Linked DNA regions of Homo sapiens: region 2 is linked to region 1. Evidence: chromatin loops called from intact Hi-C (ENCODE). Cell type or tissue: endothelial cell of umbilical vein. All regions are shown on one strand. Links, peaks and the distances in the headings refer to the core of each region. The heading gives the core; the rest is flanking DNA. Region 1 holds the start of PDHA2 (pyruvate dehydrogenase E1 subunit alpha 2). Region 2 overlaps LINC02267 (long intergenic non-protein coding RNA 2267).

Region 1 (10,274 bases), core at 1,358-9,357:
GAGAAAGGGTTTGGACTATCAAATATATAATTACATGATGCTATAATAATCAGAACTGAGAAGTGCTCCCATAAGAATCAACTGACAGATAATAAAACGAACTCAGAAACAAAAGTTTTAGCTTATGAAGATGTAGACCTAGATATAGATACAAAGTGAGCATTTGAAAACAATAAAGATATGGACTACTCAATACATGAAAGTGAGAAGAATTTAGCAGACAAAATAAAACTGTAGTGTTATCTCTCTATATTATCCAATAACTCCAGATGTCTCAAAGACTAAAATCTTTAAAAAGAAAACAATAAGTAGTTATTTATAAGTACATGATTGTGTGCAAATAAAAGCATAAAGGAGAAGAGGTGGTATATTGAACACATTCAATGTTTTGTGTTAAAATATTACAAAGTAAATCTTAAAAATCAGTACTTTCACTAACAGTGCCTGGTGCATGGTATAAATTCAGTAATAATACAAGGGTTCAGTTGTAGGGGGACATTTTAGAGAGTTATGGTAAACTCATGTAATAGAGATTTTTTGTAACCATTAAAATGATCTTTGAAATGGCTTTTGGTAATTTTGAAAATAATTATAATATGATGCTAAGGAAAAAAACTCAAGAGTTATAAAACATATAACCTTGATTGTATTAGAAATAAAAAGATAAAAATAAATCAAAACTTAATAGCAGATAACTTTTGGTGATTTAATTTTTCTGTCTTTATGCTTTTCTGCATTTACAATATAGAATTTTTAAAGACACTGTAGTCAATATATATATATATATTTATTAAGTTTATAAACCAGAAATAGGTCTCTGATGATGAGAAACTTAAGATGAATAGATATTTTTATTTAAATGGGGAGAAGAGAGAAAACATTTCTTTTTGGAAATTTTCAAGTTTAAACAGCTACAGGGTTTTAACATACTTTTTCTGGTAGACTAGAGAGAATGAAGGAAGTTAATGTTGAAAATATAGTTAGCATCTCCTTACTGGTGAGAATTAAACCAATAAATCACATGAGTCCCTTTGGGTAATCATTTAAGCTGGCAAGAATAAAGCATACATCATTAAACTTTAGACCCCCACTTACTTTTTGGGTGGAGGTTGACATACAGGAAATGAAGTCTGGAGTACAAGCAGCATAAAAAAAATGATTTTAATTTTTAAGTTGGGATAAGGGAATATCCGTGGAAAAACACTAATGTAGTGAAGAGTTTCGAAGAGTGATAACACTGAAATTGTCATTAAATTTAACCAAGTCCTTGATGTGAGAAATTTCAGTTCATTGTTGACAACACAGATTGCAGAAGCATATGGAAGCAATTAGAAGAAAGTAAATGGAGACTGTGGGTGCAGGCTGCATATTTGTGGAGCTTGACTAGATAAAAGGAATAATATAGGATGAGATCTAAAAGAGGCAATGAGGAGTCTGATATCTTCTTTCAGAGCTGAGGAAATCTGAGCATGAAAGCAAGCCAAAGAAGAAGACAAAATTGATGATTCTTTGGTGGGGGTGTGGGAGTGGGGTGAATATGAGAACAGTATCTCATTATGAAGGAATAGCAAGTTCTGTAGCAAAGGCTGAGGAGTTAGATTTCCAGATAAGAATATGATTCCTCTTCTGCTGAGATTAGCAGGAAGGAAGTTCTGATAGATGTAAAAATTCTTCAGGAGACAGGCAGCTGGGGCAGGGGAGCAGTGTAGGGCATGCATGCAGGAAGCAATGGATCACAACAGAAGATTCTGGCTCTCCGTGAATCAGATGCATGAGCTGAGAACATGCCCAGTGTTTACTGGGCTTACTACCCTTGCTGAGTCCGTTTCTGCTCTGATCAGTGTCAGGATCCAATGCAGTCCATATGACTTTTCATATAATATGGAAAAGTTCCATATTATATGAAATTCCATGTTATATGAAACTTGGAAATTCCCTTGGAAAAGTTGTAATGCATTCTTATAAATACAGGTGATTTTTACCATGAAATGAACTGGGAAGAAAGCTAGATGAAAGTATAGAAAAGTTAAAAGCTTTTGGAGAAATACACCATAAATTTCAGTGGGATATTCAGGGTCCAGAAGATTGGAAGCAGCATGACCAGCTGGTAGCCCTGACAAGAGCTTGTTAAATTCCTAATGAACCCCAATAATCTTGTTGCCTGATTATGTTTTGATGAGTGCTTAAGATGTTTAAGCTTAAAAGCTCTTCTTGGACACTATTTTCATTTACCATTGGGCCTCTAAATTGAAATTGTCTCTAAGGCTCCCCGATAATGGCCTTTTAGATTTTCAGTGTTGGGTAATATGGAAATATCTTAGAATCTAAATGCACAGTGGGTCCATGGGAACAGAAAGATTCTCATGCATGAGAAGCTCCATAAAACATCTATAGCATTGTCTTAGGTTGCTTGGAGAAACTGCATTCATATTCATAATGTATTGTATAATTATGAGATCCTGATTTTCATATTTCCCAGTGTGCCTTTTCAGCTCTGCTGTATAACCAAATTAAAGGAGACTACACAACTTTACAAAATTAGAGTGTTCTGTTTTGTATATTGCTGTTTGACAGTACTTTATTTTTAATTTGTTCATCATTGATCCTAATAAAGACAAACTGTCATTTTAACCATTGCCTGGAATGTAATACATTAGTTTTATTGCATCTATAACAGCTGCTTATGTGTCTCTCCCTCTGTCTTTCAATGATGAGTTGTCCTTTTCTCTAGGCAGTGCCAGGAAATCTGGAAGAGCTCACAACACCTCTATATAAACTGGATTAAATAGAGGAAAATTTAATTGTATGTTATTATTGTACTTCTACTACTTAATACAGAAAGGGGATATATAAAAGAAAGGCACTTCATGCATACATGATGAATAAACGAAGAATAAATATTTTACTTTTTTAAATTAGCTTTGTATTTGCCTAATTCCTTGGCCTCAGTTTCCTCTTCCAGAAATTGGGAATGAGACACTAAACCATATGAGGGTCAAATGAGCAAACTGTATTTCCTGGAGATACAAACTTCCTTAACTTTGTATCTCTAGGAAAGAGATGCAAGTCTATTCTATCACATACCTGGGAAATATTTATGATGTTTTATATCTCAAATTAATGCATGTAATAATCGAAAAATTCATTCTCATTATTAAAAAAAATTATTTGCCAAGAAAAATGTGCTTATATGTCTGTACATATTCACAGGTATCTCCTATGAATCTATTTGGACAGAATCTATACAGGTCTAAGTTTACGATGTAATAGATAACACTGTGCCCTAGCTTAGATGTAAGACAGGGCAAAGAAAACTGAAGATGTGGTCAACAGTAGGTTCTTAAAGTGGGGTGCATGATTAGCAATCTTCCTCAAAGTCTGTTTCTCTCAAGATTTGTGTTTGTCAAATGTGCTGCTCAAACTTCCTTCTAGGGGGCAGCAGTGCCCTGGATTTTTGCCAATATTCCTTCCTCTCTCTTTAAACATCCGTCAGTGACTTAGGTCTTCTTCAAAGAGGCAAAGTCAAAGGAAATAGTCGTGGTAATTTTGTTATTACATGGGCATACTGATATTAGAAACAGTTAATATTCCACCAAAAGTCATTAGAAGGGTTGTGGGAGGGCATATATAAAGAAAACGTAATAACATGGTACAGTTAAGAGGAAACTAATATATTAAAACGACTGCACAGAGGAGAGAAGCCCTCATTGCAATATTGAATATATAGCATTCATTTTTACTAGCATATTTTGTGTATACTTTATTGCTAGTATAATAAAATCAAGGTTACTAGGGGTAAATGTATGTTTATTTGCAGAATAAAAATTTGAGACATGGGGTTTTAAGTATGTGAGAATTAAAATCTGCTAAGTACAAGATTTGCCCAAGAAGTGTAAAGATTTTAGGAGAACAGGCAAATAGATTTAACTCTGACTTGGACTTTCTTGAAACTGCTGTGATTTGTCAGGAATGTTTATTGAATTAATGATTTTTCCTTTGAATGGGGATTGTGGTTTTACAAAGCAACTCAAAATATTGAGCAGGAATCAGTTCAAAACTCTTGACTCATGTTCTAGTCCTCTACTGGTTGAGACACCAGACTGTAGTAAATCTTGACAACAGATTTTATACATAAAATTTTACTTCTTATGTCACTTGGCCATATTCAATTACAGCTCTAATTATAGAGAAGTTATTAAAATGTTCGCAAAGTTTTATTTTACAATTTTGCTTCATGATCTCTTTTATCATATATGTTAGACCCTCATCCCAAACTCTTGAAATAGTGGATTTAGCACTAGGAGCATGATGACTCAGATGACTCCGGTCATCTATCAGGAGAAAGATGGTGGTCCATCTGTTACACTAAAAATTAACCCACAATGTCTTCCTTTTTCTCACACCATCATTATCTGGGTAGGATGAGAAGCACTTCTACTTTACCTCTCATTTCTAATTAAGTCTTCTCTTTGAATTAATCTATCCTGGATTTTTATTTTAATCATATTTCAAATATAGTAAGATCATACAAGAAAAAATATTGTTTGCCCAAGCCTCTGAAGTGTTCTGGAATAGCTTTGCTTATTGTAATATTAGAGAGAAACTTTGCTTGATTGTCATCATTTTTCAAAATATATGGTACTGACATTGTGTCTTTTCTCCAACAGAGAAATTCTTCTCAGAGTTATATATATATAACTTGTAATTTTTGCACTAAGTTCTTACTCATCACTCTTAATTGCCAAATCTTAGAGCTATGAAAAAAATACACTGCCACTAATCATCTAATGAGATCTGATATTGCTTATCTAGAAAATATTCACTCTTTAACAGCTTTCTTCACCTAACATTTGGTGAAAAAGTGCAATAATTACTGAAGAAATGTAAATATCCTTCAAACATTCTCACTGTTCTTTTTCACATTTCCTTGTCTATTATTTAAAAAATATGTGTTATTGATGCCATGGGAGTGACACTTTTAAGATAAATTCAGAAATACCCCTGTAGGATCAACCATCAGACATGAAATGTGAAATGCTGTCACACTGGCATGAATGACTGCTACTATAATCACTGGCTCTTCTTTTATAGGGGTTTTTATTAATTAAATGTAAAGTCTGCCATTGGCCTTATAAGAGTGCTCATCTGTTTTCCTTTAATTTCAAGTAGATTAAAAGTGAGATTTGGTGTTAATTAAAAACTTAGAATTTATGGGGTTTCTAATTGCAAATAACATTTCTGTGGTGAGTACGTAGATGACTTCTTAGTTCTGTTTGGTAATCAACATAGTATTGAACAAGGACAGGACAAAAAATAAATCATTTGAAGAAAAGAACACCATCATTGGCTCTATTGTCCGTGAATAGCTTGAATCCTATCTAGCTGGGGGGCATGTAAGAGGAGAAGCTCAACAGCTCAGGATAAACATTTTACCCTGATGTCTGGAAATTTCATTCTTTCTTTGAAAAATGTAGATGGATTTGGAAGGATAGCAATAAAAGTCAAAAAGTCATTATCAAGATTAATCAGTTTAATTGAAATGCTTCAACATTGTTTGATTTCAGATGTCTATTTTTAAGTTGAATTTAGGATATATAGGGTAACTGATGACCAAGAGGTCTATGGGAGTTTCACATTTTATTATTTATTATCTTAACTAGATCCTGTTGAGAAATTTTTTTTTTTAAAGGACATCTTCTGTGGGAACCCGTAGTACAGATATTTTCCAATTAGCATCTTTGTATGTTCTCTTCTGGCATGAGTCGGGTTTAGGCTTGACACACTGGGCTTTTAAGGGGAGCTCTATCTTTGCAGTCCAGGCTACGTGTGACAAGATTAAATTGGCACACTTTACTGTACAGCTCTTGTGTTCCTGGCAGCACTGGCCTGGCTGATACCTCTGAGAGAAGGCTCAGCTGTCACTCACTGACCCATTAACACTACTGTTCTATCCTGCAGTGTCATTTTTCTCATTCTTATGGAGATAATGCTCCCTGGAGATCTCCAATACCTGGAGGAATGAAAGAGAACAGCAGAGACAGGCTAACTATCAAAGAGGGAGCAAACAACACAGCAAGACCATGAATTCCAACAGTTGAATTTTCAATTGAGTGAAAAGATGAGGCCTATTATGATGGCTGGGTTCAGAAGGTGGGGAGACGATCAAGTTTTAAGAGGTATCTTAACTTTTTAACAAGCTATTTTCTCTTTTCTTCCTGAATATTAAAAGAAGTGCCCAAAATAACACCTGCAACTAGATATAGAGAAGGCAGCTGCTTTGAACATGTAATAGGGACATTTGGGTAAGAATTTATCATTTGCAAATAGGCAATGGATATAAAACAGAGCATGCATTAAGGTGAATGGCTTAATATTCTAAATAAAACAGGATCCCTAGTTAGGGTTGGCTTATTGGGGCACAAAATCGCCTTCCTGGTAAAAGCACAAAAAGAGAGAAATGATATGTGATCTTTGTATCCCTTGGTCTAAGGCTTCTCTTCTCTTGTGATTGAACGGTTTCCAGTGGCATAAGCAAACTCTGTTGCTCTCTTGTAGTCCAAACTGTGTATTGTTTGGTGGGTCACTTTATAAGAAGTAACACTTTCTAATGGTTACTACATAAAAAGGCACTATAAGAACATGTTTCTAGATTTCCTGGACTAAGGCTGGTCCAGTTTGATTGATATGAAAGCAAAATAAATAAATAAATAAATAAATACCACCTGAAAGTCTATGGAAACCTGCTGAAGACATTTTTATAGAAAACCAAAAAGAAAAAAAAGAGGAAATAAACAAAAGGAAGAGCAAAAGTGAAGTAGTCAGAAAATAGGGATAAAACTAGGTAAAAACAGAGATTCAGAATTATTAAACAGAGTAAGGAAAAGTGGAATGTCACAAACTACAAACTTTTTACCACAATCTGCACCTCAACCCTCTCTCCCTGCTTCCAATTTTCCCACACCAAGCAAAGTTTATTACTGGGTTTAAAGTGTTATCCTCAGGCCGAGGTTTGTATACATTTTCCCTCCCCACTTCAAGTGTCACAGGTGCTAGACGCCATCAGGATAAATGTGGCATATTATTTGAGAGTACTGACTTTTCTTTAAAAGGGGTTTTTGTTAACGTGCGTGTGCTTGTTTTGTTTTTAAAGTTAATTAAGCTACAAATAATTTACAGCTTTGTTGTTACCTTAAAATACATATGGCACATTATGGAGCAGGATAAATATTCATACCTATTTTAAAGATCAAAAACAAGACATTAAAGAAATATTGGTAGGAAGAAATACCTTTGGACTAACTCTCAGAACTCTCATGTGCCTTAGGGACTGAGTTTGTTCCTTTCTTCTATTTGATACGCTTGTCGGGAAAGCTTGAGATACAGTGCTCCAGGGTTTAACAGGGAAAAGGGACTCAGATTATTGAGGTTCAGCAATGACGGCGATTAGGATGCCCTGTAGTTTGCCCAAGTCCTCCAGAAAAGGAAATCACTTTTAGTCTTCATTTTACAGCTGGCAGGCACTGTACAAATCAGTCAGCTCAGGCTGCGTGGCCCATGTCCCAGTGCTGTGCAGGACCTGCCTCTATCACCCGTGTGCACTGCCCGGATGGTGCCAAGCGCATTGGAGCACCGGAAGGAGACGCGGAGCCGAGGCCAGGCCTTCCGGCGGTCGTTACGGGACGCCGCTGCCATCTACAGCACTCCGTGAAGAATATGCTGGCCGCCTTCATCTCCCGCGTGTTGAGGCGAGTTGCCCAGAAATCAGCTCGCAGAGTGCTGGTGGCATCCCGTAACTCCTCAAATGACGCTACATTTGAAATTAAGAAATGTGATCTTTATCTGTTGGAAGAGGGTCCCCCTGTCACTACAGTGCTCACTAGGGCGGAGGGGCTTAAATACTACAGGATGATGCTGACTGTTCGCCGCATGGAATTGAAGGCAGATCAGCTGTACAAACAGAAATTCATTCGCGGTTTCTGTCACCTGTGCGATGGTCAGGAAGCTTGTTGCGTGGGCCTTGAGGCCGGCATAAACCCCTCGGATCACGTCATTACATCCTATAGGGCTCATGGTGTGTGCTATACTCGGGGACTTTCTGTCCGATCCATTCTCGCAGAGCTGACGGGAAGAAGAGGAGGTTGTGCTAAAGGAAAAGGAGGATCGATGCATATGTATACCAAGAACTTCTATGGGGGCAATGGCATCGTCGGTGCACAGGGCCCCCTGGGCGCTGGCATTGCTCTGGCCTGTAAATATAAAGGAAACGATGAGATCTGTTTGACTTTATATGGGGATGGCGCTGCGAATCAGGGGCAGATAGCCGAAGCTTTCAATATGGCAGCTTTATGGAAATTACCTTGTGTTTTCATCTGTGAGAATAACCTATATGGAATGGGAACATCTACTGAGAGAGCAGCAGCCAGCCCTGATTACTACAAGAGGGGCAATTTTATCCCTGGGCTAAAGGTCGATGGAATGGATGTTCTGTGTGTTCGTGAGGCAACAAAATTTGCAGCTAACTACTGTAGATCTGGAAAGGGGCCCATACTGATGGAGCTGCAAACCTACCGTTATCATGGACACAGTATGAGTGATCCTGGAGTCAGTTATCGTACACGAGAAGAAATTCAGGAAGTAAGAAGTAAGAGGGATCCTATAATAATTCTCCAAGATAGAATGGTAAACAGCAAGCTCGCCACTGTGGAAGAATTAAAGGAAATTGGGGCTGAGGTGAGGAAAGAAATTGATGATGCTGCCCAGTTTGCTACCACTGATCCTGAGCCACATTTGGAAGAATTAGGCCATCACATCTACAGCAGTGATTCATCTTTTGAAGTTCGTGGTGCAAATCCATGGATCAAGTTTAAGTCCGTCAGTTAAAGGGAGGCTACGTGTGAATTTATCATCAGTCTCTCAATGGAATGTTCATGGTCAAATTTAAGAAACTGTGTTCTCAACTCAAGGAGGAATAAAACTCATAAAACAAAAGCCTTGTAAGCATTTATTAAAAGAGATTATTAAAAGAGATTGAAAGACATGCATTCAATAAAAGTGATATTATATTCAATTATACTGTATATTTTTGCATTAAAAGATACTATATAGGTAACAATTTAGTGTGAATATCTTAAAGATTATTTTGAACTTATACAAGTCTAAAATAGGAAAAGGAGATTATTTAACTTCCCAAACTGTTTGTCATAACAGTTCCATTTGATTTAGCTTTATACTATTTTAATGCATTCTCTTCTTTAAAAGAAAGTTGTTTCCTGCTTCCCCTGCCATGGGTTTCTATGTAGAATCACCATCCTGAGGTAAGGAGATTATTTCAAGCTACTCAGGACACCTATGGATATGTAACCATTTACTTGAATTACCTAATAACGAATACAGTTTAGTGTAACAGTGTGCGCATGCGCACACCCACACACGTGGTGCTGAAGTTTGTTAACACTGACCGTTTTTCCAATAATATATGATATTTAACAGGGCAGGGGAGGAAGAACAAGGATTTTTTTTTTTCATATTATTGTATCTTGTTACAATATTTTTAGTCTTTTAACCCTTAAGGAAAAATATAGCAAAAATTAAAATCTAGGGGAAAAACTGCATTCCGCTTTAATCTTTAAGTTAAAGCTACTCTTATTTTGCAGTTCATTTATGCCCTTATATATTCTAAAATTTAATGGGCCATTCTGGTGAATTTCAGACTGAAAAATGAATAAACAGAGATGGTGATTCAAAGAGTTAAGCAGAGGAGGTGACATTAATAAAAAGTTGAAAGTAAAATCTACCTTGCTTCTTACTAGCTGTTAACCATGCGTTACTAATCACTACATGATCAACTATTTAGTATCTTTTAATGCAACAGAACATTCACAGATAACTTTTTCCAAAGGAACACACAACATGTCTTTTCTGCAGTCCAGCACCATGTCAATTATCAAGTCATGATTTGGTGAAAGCAGTTTTACATGGTTATATTCGACTACTTAAAATCCTGCTGAGCTTGGTGTTTGGTGTATGTTATTTTTCTGAGAGCAGAGATGATAATTTGCCTGTGATTTAAGAATAGTAGGTGGAACATACCAAAACAGTCAAAGGTTAACCCTTTTTCTTTACTGTACAGCATCTACTTCTACAAATAGAACCTAGATTCTAAGAAATAAGAAAACCAAAAGCTCAGAGGCCTGGGAGAAGATGAACATATGTACATATATATACAGGCTTAATCTCCGTATCTTCTCCCAAACAAGTTTAAACAGGTAAGATAA
Region 2 (10,274 bases), core at 642-8,641, 510 kb after region 1:
CCTTGGCTATTGTTTTAAGCTATTATTACCTTCTTGCTTATTAGATGACTCATGTACTTCTCAAGGCTAGCTAGGTGTCTGGAATTTCCCTTGAGGGACCTCAAGATTTTTCTTAATTTCCATTCTTGAGGAGTGGCCCAGCAGACCCGTAGAAGGGTTTCTTCTCCATCTCAATGGATGTTTATAACTGCTTTATTGATAATTGCCAAAACTTGGAAAAATCCAAGATGTCTTTCAGTGGCTGGTAAATAAATGGTAGTATATCCAAACAATAAAATATTTTTGGGGAACAAAAGGAAATGAGCTATCCAATCATTAAAAGACATGGAGGACCCTTAAATGCATATTAGAAAGTGAAAGAAGCCAATCTGAGAAAGCTGCATACTGTGCGATCCCAACTATATGACACTGGACATGAAAGAAAATATTTTGAATTCTGAATTACATATGCAGGAAATAGTTGTGTTTCATACATAAAAGCATCAGGAAGACATATTTATAGACATATTCAGATATATTTATTTTACAAGAATATCTTGTATTCTTCTGGAAGAATACAAGAAATATAGCTCTTCATTAACATTCTAGATGTTCAAAAGATGACTCCAAATAAATAGCTTACTTGTGGAGACGACAGTATTTAGGGGGCTTTTTGATAGAATTTCAGGCATTCTAGACCCAGATAATCTAAGCTAATCTACATGTTCATTTCGTCTCTCTTCTCAGTAAGATTTCAATGGTGGAAATTGGACTTCCAATACTACATGAGGGAAAGTGTGCTAATGGTTTCTGAGAAAATTTCATTATACCTAAGAATGAAGAAAGAGAAACTCTCTTTTTCACTTAGCTATTTTCCTCTTTGTCTCCTTGTCTTTGGATGTTGCTGTGGTATCCGGAATCTCTCCAGCTATTTGCTGTCAGTCTGAGGTTAAAGTTTACATTGGTCCCCAATGATATTGAGAGCTTGTTTGGAGGTTCTAGCAGGGGAGCACAGCTACTTGTATACACTTGACCGAAGACCAGTCCTCGGATCTATCGAGGATGGTCGTCCTCTTCAACCAAGCGTGCAGCTTTGGGAGGGACATACATGGAGCAGTGAGAGAGGAAGGGGACACCCGCATAGCCAGCCAGATCAGCTGAGTCAACCCTGACAATCAATGGGGTGACAGATGTCACGGCCAGATCACCCTCACATCTGCTCCTCAATGATATTGAGACTGATGTTCATTGCATTGGTCTTGGGTCCTATACCATCTGTAGGCTTCTAATTATGAAAGATGCATTTTCTAAAAATTTAAGGCAACTTGAGTTGGGGATTATAAAATTTTTTTCTAAAATGTATTACCTGATAGGATCTGAAGGTATTAAGAGATAAGTACATACACTAAAATATAGGCATAACTAAATAACTGATGATTTTATTGAGAAAGGAATAATACAACTTATTTATTGGAGAAGACATACTATGTGATATAAAAATAACCAGTATTAGCTATCTTTACTGGCTGTGATAAAAAAAAAAAAAAAAAAAAACACAAAAACCATAGAACACACCAGTCACATTAAAAGTGAGGGAAGAGAGGTTGAAGAAAGTGTTCATTAATTCATCAATTTTCTCACCTTCCACAGAAGGAAAATACCATATACTTTTATCTAAAGTTATTAAAGCAGAGAAAAAAAGTTTAAGTTATGATTTAAAGTAAAAAAAATGATTATTTCTAGCAGAATAATAACAGATTATAACTTTTCCGAGGCAACAGACCGTATAACAAAAGACAGAACAAAAAGAGAAAATGAAGATGTATTAACAAAATGTCAGATAAGATGTAAGAAAGAAGACCAAACAGATGCTCTACGAGTGGCAGAAGGCTCTGGTCTGTCTGCATTTTGTCTGGTGTTGGACAAATCACTTAATCTCTCTAAGTCTCAGTGTTTCATCTATAAAATGGAAGTAATAGTAATAGTAGCTATCTTATAAGGTTGGAGTGAGCATTAAACGAATTAAAGCATATAATGATTAGAATGATGGCTGTGGCTGGGCCAGGTGGCTCATGCCTATAATCCTAGCACTTAGGGTTGCCAAGGTGGGGAGGATCATTTGAGGTCAGGAGTTCGCAACCAGCCTGGCCAACATGGTGAAACCCTGTTTCTCCTAAAAATACAAAAAAATTAGTGGGCATGGTGGCATGTGCCTGTAATCCCACCTACTTGGGAGGATGAGGCAGGAGAATTGCTTGAACTCAGGAGGTGGAGGTTGCAGTGAGCCAAGATCGTGCCACTGCACTCCAGCCTTGGTGACAGAGTGAGACTCCATCTCAAAAAAAAAAAAAAAAAAAAAAAAAAAGAATGGTGGCTGTCACATAGTAAGCTTTCAAAAACAAGTTAGTTATTTATTGTAAAAGGTTAGCCATTCTTGTGGTGGCTCATCACAAAAGAGAGCATTGATTATGATTCATTCTTGGGTGACAAGTCGCAATATTATAAAGCTGCCTATTTTCACTAAACTGATCTCTTAATTCAACACAATTACAATCAATATCTTAACAGACTATTTTTATATGTCATAAAATTTAGATGTATTTCTGGTTATGTATACATGTCTGTATCCAGCTATTTTTATTATTATAGTAATCCTATCCAGTTAGAAGGGAAGAAAGCATTAAATATCAATAGAGAAAATACGGATTTTTTTTTTTTCTCAGCAAATGCTATTGAGTAACTGGCTAGACATTTGGAAAATAAATCTTTTATCTGGATTATAACAACACCTCCTAACTGATTTTCCAACTTCCACCTTACTGATTTTTGGATTATTCTTAACAAATAGGCAGATAATCACTTCTCTGCTCAAAACTCTTATTGTTGCCCCACCTCACCTGGAATATATGGCCTGCAGAACTCTGTAATTTGGTCCCTCTTTCTTCTGTGCATTACCCTTTCCATCTTGCTGAGCAGCTCCTGCTCCCTAGTCCCCTGGTTGTACTTCAAACACAACAGGCTTGATTTCAGGCCCTTGTGCTCCTTGTTCTCTCTACATGAAATATCATCTTCTTTCAAAACCGAATTCAGCTTATTCCCTCACCTTCAGGGTTTTTACAATCTCACTGAGTGTGCTAATGGAAAAACTCTTATAAGTAATTACTGCTCTCTCAGCAACACATAATGATATAAATAAATAAACAAATAAAAAATTTAAAAACCTGATTGTAGCTTAGTCTTTGGGAGAGCTTTAAGGGAGAGTTTAGACTATTTTAGGGTAATTGATATGGCAGCCTGATTAACTTTGGATACTATTTTCTTGAATTTTCCCAAATGTGTCTTTTCAAGCATTATTAGCCACGTGTTTGATGTTAGCATATAAAACTGACATGTCTGATTTTCCAATGATCTTGATATATCAAAAAAACTAATCCACTAAAACAAAAACCTGACAAAATTATGGTGATGATTACATCGTGAAATGGATGATATTGTTTTTTTCCCTGAAAAGATGTTATATAGTTTGAACACCCACCTATCTATGCACACACATATATATAAAGCTTCTATATGTAATTACACACATATGTAATTTTAAGACGTATGCATATTAATTTCAAAGCAAACAACTCGAACATGTGAGAGCATAATAAACACAAGTACTATTTTAATAGCAAGTATTTATAAGTTTATATAGCAATATAACTATCTGATAGTTTCATTATGATTTATATTTTTTCATATATTTCAAGATTAGAATTTTCATTAATTTTGGTTGTGAGTGTTTGACATTTTCCCATTTAGCAATGATTATTTTTAGGGTCTCCTATCCAATGCTTATCATATAGGCAAAATACAGAGAAGAATACACAGGATTACATGGCTACATGCATAGGAAATGCTAAAATTGTGAAATGCATATGTTGCTTGTCTCAGCTATTTTCTGGTCAGTACAATCTCATAAAAGACTATGTGTAGTTCACTACTGCATTTAAAATTTCTTAAAATTCTTTCAGTGTCCTTACAGGAAATTTTAATGGAAACAGTAGTTTGCAATAAAATTCTAGCAATTTTTAAAATGGCAGTTTTTTTTTTAATAGAATGTATTAAAAACAGAAGACATCCTTTGAACAGACTCCCTGTTCTTTTAGCACCATCTTCACTATAAGTTTCTGTGAAATCATACAGCTTCTTGCCATCCTCACAGGGGCCTGACTGGACAATTGATGCTTTCAGACACCTGCTGCTCACACATCACAGTGTGGATAAAACCTAGTTGATTGTAAACCCAGAAGTTGCAGCCAGAATGCTTTCACAAAGGTTTTGTTTTTGCTGAGTCAGTTGAGATGTTTGCAATTGTCTGATGTTTCAACTTCACAGCAACTTGATAACTCTTCTTATCAACAGCACAAACTCATAAGGCAGACAAGAATTTCCTGTTATACGTGTCATAAACAGTAAAGTTCTGTGTGGATGTGAGCACGAGCACAGTTAAATCATATCATTTAACATAGAATCCAAAAATGTTGGATTGCATAATTAATCAATTCCTTTTTTTTTTTTTTTTGAGCACCTACTAACTGCCATGAGGGTGTATGGCAATTAACAAAACTGAGAACGCCCTGCCCTCTGGTGGGAAGTCAGATAATAAACAAGTAAAGGGATGAATGCAAATTATGTTAAGCACTTAGACTTCTTTTTGATGGGGTTTCCAATATGGAATCTTCTAAGATCACATTCTAGAAAAATAAGTCTCTCTCTTTTATTCTTTTTTAAAAGGGACTCGAATATCACATGGTACATTGATGTTACCATTTCCTAAATAAAGCTATTTAGGAATGGAAAACACACAGTTAAGCTACATTTTAAAATTATTTTTACTTGACATGTAATAATTGCACATATTTATTGGGTATAGAATATTTTGATACATGTATAAAATGTGTAATGATCAAATCAGGGTAATTAGGATATACATGGCTTCAAGCATTTATCATTTCTTAGTGGTGGGAACATTCAAAATCCTAAAGAGACTTAAATGTTCTTTAAATATTTAATCAAGAATACCTCACTGACCACTTAGTGTTCCATACACCTATCCATACAAAAAGGATATAGTTAATAAATAGATTGAAGATCAGATATGTATACCTAGAGACATTATTCCTCTTCAGATACCAAGACGTTTCTGAAGCTGTCCCTTTCATATAAGGCCAGACTAAATATATACTTGAATGAAGAAATAAACCAATGAATTAATTTTAGAAAACATGTAATGGATATGTTAATTCTCATCTTTGAAAGAGTAAATCAACCAGTTCAAGTTAGACCTATTGTCTAAATTTTAAATGGCAAAGAGAATTTTTATCCCTACAATAAATACTTGAATAAGCCACATGTTTTCCTGAAACAGTTGGATATGTATAGTATTTACCATCTCAATGGCAAATGTAAAAGGAATAGTATTTGAACGCTTTGAGATCAAAATATTTATGATTTATATTTAGGTTAAATAAAGCTAGAGTTATTTTTACTTGAGGGACGCACTTATATAGAGTGCATTAAGTTATTTCTGACCAATTTTCCTCAAGTGTAAATACCAATGAATGCATAGACTTCTTTTTAACATATTGAAAATTAGCCTCAGAATAGCATTGTTTAGCTTTGAATTTGCAAAAAAGTTACATGCATTTGATTCAAATTATATAAAAATCCATATCTGATATATAAATATTACATGTAACCACAAATGGCATTCTCCCAGTATCTTGTATATACTTAAATTCCCAATAAATAATTTATAAGGCTTAAATTTTTATTTTGAAAAATCATCAAGAGTGCTAGAAAGCATGAAATATTATGAATTAAGCTTACTATTCATGACAGAAAAATTGAAAGGGCTATGCTATTCATATAAAAATTAGTGATTTTACTTTCAAGGAAAATAATAAGTTTCACAGGTATTTTTTTATGGTGTTTCAGATGCATTTTATCAATTGGAGTCTATTTCCATGTTTTGGAAAGAAGATGCATCATTACTTGATCAATAAGCAGTAAGTCTACTAGATGTAATTATTTAGTTATTTCTGTCTTCTTGGAGTACTCAACTGCTTAATCAACCTAATAGGTGAAATACACGTGAAACTGTAGGAGAACAATTCTCAACCTTTTTCTCCTCATCCAGGGAGCATGGATTCCCTCATTTTTTATCCACTGCTTATGCTTTTCATGGCTTGGAGCTGGGAGTATGGGCTGTTCTCAGAGACTCCAACACATAGAAATTCACTGGAGCTATGGAGTAGAGATAGTAACTTTGGAATGAAGAAAGAAAGGAGGTTCCCTCAGACACTCGTTCAAAGATAACCACCTGAGATGTTTTGCAGTTCCCAGGCTAACATGCAAGTAACACCATTTACTTTCACTTTCCGATGCCAGGGATTTGTTCAGCTGCTATCATGTGCAGCTGTAACTGTGATTTCTTTTCTCTGGCCTACTTGGGAAGAGAATGAAATCTTTAACTTTGAACAAAATCTCCTCCCAAAGCACACAGGTCTTTTTGAAGTTTTCACATGCAATGTACTCTCACTTTCAGGGTCTAATCTTACACATATGCCATTTGAAAATTAACTATGTTCTTTAGAAATGTTCACCATCATTAAATCAAGCTTTTCTTATAGGAGGAGATAGCTCTGTAGACAAGGGCAAAGCAGGGTATGGAAAGAACAAGGGGTGCTGAAATGGAAAGGCAGTGAGTTGTGGACTTAATTTCTTTCCCAGAGCTTCCTCTGAGGAGTTAGATTTAGAGATGTGAGAAACTCACTAATTGTAAACTATTTGCCAAATCCCCTTAATGTCTGGTAGAGTTAATAATTTCTTTACATTTAGAGATTTAGATTGATTGAAGTTTTTTGCTATAATAGAGCAATAATCAGTATTTGCAATAAAGCTCTGCAAATTTGAGATCTGTCCTTAGGACAGATTCCCAGTTGTAGAATAACTAGTTCAAAGGGCTTGATTTGTTTTATTCATGCCACTTCATGTATATGTATTACTCAGATATTTTCTGTAGATATTCTTATAATTATATAAGCAAGCTGTGAACATATTCAATCTACAGTATTCTGATCAGAGTATTTTGATGTGAAAACATTTCCATTAATTTGATAAAGAAACTTAGCAAACACTTCTCTACTTCTAGCAACAAAAAAGTAACACCCTATGATGATTCTAAAGAAATGTGTAAACTTTTATTTCATACTTTTAAAGCAAAATTAAAGTAATAATAATAAATGTTGACCTTCCTAAATAAAACATGGTCTAAGATTAATAAAATTATCCTGCAGAATAGCCATTCATGTTTGGTTTCCTTAGCTTTCTATTCCTAGTGGATTTTTTTTTTTTTTTTTTTTTTGCATTAAGTGGTGGTAGCCTTTAAGAGAAAAGCTTGCAATTTATGTTGTAGTAGCAACTAAATAACTCTTTAATAGATTCCTTCAAACTCAACTATATAGACTATGTCAACGTAACATTGCAATTCATTTGCTATTTCTCTTACTGCTTGTGTGTTTTGTGTTTTTCGCTTTGTTTTTTGTTTTTATAGACTAGCCCCAAGCCCTCTCATTATAAGATTTTTTTTCTGGATAAAAATGCTTCCCTGTCTATAAAATATGAGTTAAACCTTTTTGTCTTACTGGATAGATTGAATCCTTTCACTACTAGGTGTATTAGTTTCTATGTTGCATCATAACACCCCATCAAAAACTTAGCAGCTTGAAACCACATCTATTCATTATCTCTCTGGTTTGGAGTCAAAAGTTCAGGTCCTCTGCTCAGGGTGTCCCAAGGTGGCAATCTAAATACAGGCCAGACCGCTTTCTTTTCTGGTACTCCGGATTCTTTTCCAAACTCATGTGGTTGTGCTGAATTCAGTTCCTTATTGTTACATTGACTGAAATTGTTACTTCCTTGCTGGCTATCAACCAGGAAATGCTCTCAGATCCTAGGAGCCCCCTTATACTTTGTTGCCTGTTATGTGGCCTGCTTAGGGGTCATTAAAAACATAGCTACTTATTTTTTCAAAGCCAATAGAAGTTCTCACTCAAGTAAGCTAAAAATGGAATGTATAATCTAATCATTCAAGTGACTATCTCACTACTTTTTCCACCTTCTATTGGCTAGACACAAGTCACAGGTTCTATTGCACTCAAAGACTGCCATCTTAGTAATCTACTCACTATAAGAGAAAATATGACAGCATTTTACTGCCCTGGGATCTGTCAGGTGAACTGTTTCATACTTTCTCATTCTGGAGTCTTGCGGTGCATCTGTCACTGTACTACACTGTCTTACCAGAAAAAGAAGTCTGGTCAGCCTGTGTAGGCTGGTTTTCTAAATATTTGTCATTATTTGTTTTTTTCTGCATAATCCAATCACCTTAATAATAATAATATTAATACCTAAACTATACAAACAATTTTCTAATTTATGAAACACTTTTATGTAGCTATTTTACTTCTTTAATTCTACTTTCCAAGAATTTAGTAAATTTTAGTGGTATTGTTACCAGTGCTCCTGGGTTCTTATAACCCCCCAGGATAGAAATCAAGAGAGACCACCAGACATAGCAGCAAAGAGAAACAGAAAAGTTTATTTAAAGCTTGTGCACAAGGAAGTCAGCACCGTGAAAGGACAAGGCAAGTTGCTCCCTGGAAGATAGTATGTGGGTTAGTTTTATAAGTCTTTCTATAGGGAAAGGTTTCACCAGGCTATGTATAGGCGGGATTTCTCTAGCACTTGAGCAGTGGCTTTACATGATTCTTCATACATTGCATATAATATTAACATTTTAAATCTCCATCCCTGGTCATGACTTTTAGCATTAAAATGAGTAAGAGGTAACTACAAGTTGAGGTTTAAGGCAGACTGTGCATGCAGGGTCCTGTGGAAGTCGTTAGTCATCTAAACCAGGAACTTGCTGTTAATAATTCTTGGGTCTTTTGTTGATGCTTGACTGGCTGGAAGTTAGGTGAGCTACAGCTTGAGTAAGGGGCTTTTGTTCTTTTTGCTCTAAATCACTTCAAAACAAGAAACCAGCCAGGTTACCTGTCTCAGTATTAATTCATTCATACAAATACTTTTGCTCAAAAGCTAAATAGTAACTTGCCCAATTTAGCATAGAGTTAGTTGAAGCCTTGTGATTTTTTTTCTTTTACTATTCCCCAATTAGAATGACCAGACAGTTGTCTCTATGCAGTCTTTGGTTGGCTAAGGTCAGAAAGTCAACTATTTCTCATTTTGGTTTAACTTGCCAAGTGCAAAAAAGCAAAATAAAAGTTGTTCTTTTGTCAGAGGCATTCAAATCACAGTGATTACATCTTGAGTGAGAGCTAGGAAAAATAAGGCTGGGACTTGCTGGGCTGCATTCCCAGAAAGTGTGGTATTCCTAGCCTCTAGAAGTTTATGGTTAGGGGAACAGATTGATAACATTTACTAAATAGACCCAGACTTGGGAGTGTCCTGATATCCCAACATCTTGAGAACAGAAGCATCTCTAATTTTGCTTTAAAGATAATAATATTGATTCTTGCAATATATAGTGATTAAGAACATTTATCCTTTATCACAAACCCTTGTAGCGGAGTACATTTCCCCATAATCCTTTTTGTAACCCTATATATAAATTATTGTACTAGGGTGGACGCGTTCCTCCTCTTACTTTTGGGAATTCCCTACTCTGTCTATGGGGTAGCTGTGCTTTCACCACTTTACCTGCTTAATAAACTTGCTTTCGCTTTGCACTGGGGACTCGCCCTGAATTCGTTCTTGTGCAAAATCTAAGAACCCTCTCTTGGGGTCTGGATTGGAATCCCTTCCCAGTAACACTTTACCTTGCTAAAATTCTGAAAATTCATACCTATGCTTCTGATTTTTTTAAAAAGGAGATTTGATAAAAGTATAAAGTAGAAAAATAATAGCTGCTGAGTAGAAACCAAAAGAAGAAAAAGTTAAAAAATAAAGAAAACAGTGCTAACTATGCTAGAAACAAATGTCAGCAAAACCAAGATGGAAAAAGAAAAAAAAATTTACTAAATTTAGATTAAAAATTGCTGAATTTATTTCACAATTACATCAATTTGCAATTTGCTGGATGTGAATTGTAAATACTGGCAAGCCACATTTTTTTAGAAATTAAAAATTATCTGATATAGCATTTCCTTCCTGATAAATGAGGTCTCCTAATTCTCTGAGGCTATTGTTAGCTTACATTTACCTTTCACCACTACATTAAAAACAAC

What was found. Peaks named below come from ENCODE experiments on the same cell type or tissue, not always from the same donor. Only the 100,000 strongest peaks of a DNase experiment are listed, where the experiment ranks them.
Region 2: it touches region 1 in a loop (5-fold over the local background); 5 of 110 quality-filtered maps call a loop at or near these places.

What each region holds. Positions count from the first base shown.
Region 1 is chr4:95,832,438-95,842,711 of GRCh38, forward strand. It overlaps PDHA2 (pyruvate dehydrogenase E1 subunit alpha 2), which reads left to right and starts at 7,656. Exons shown (of 1, transcript NM_005390.5): 1 at 7,656-9,027. The coding sequence starts at 7,714. The coding sequence ends at 8,880. RefSeq lists enhancers at 5,715-6,317, 7,173-7,674, 7,675-8,174. In endothelial cell of umbilical vein, for the core only: no CTCF peak of the experiment used is centred there; no DNase peak of the experiment used is centred there.
Region 2 is chr4:96,347,842-96,358,115 of GRCh38, forward strand. The region is part of intron 1 of LINC02267 (long intergenic non-protein coding RNA 2267); the gene reads left to right. It also overlaps the pseudogene RN7SKP28. Among named protein-coding and RNA genes, the nearest start is that of LINC02267, 42 kb to the left of the region's middle. In endothelial cell of umbilical vein, for the core only: a CTCF peak has its summit at 4,609 (motif pointing left); DNase peaks (open chromatin) are centred at 4,430 and 6,430; H3K27ac peaks cover 1,382 bases.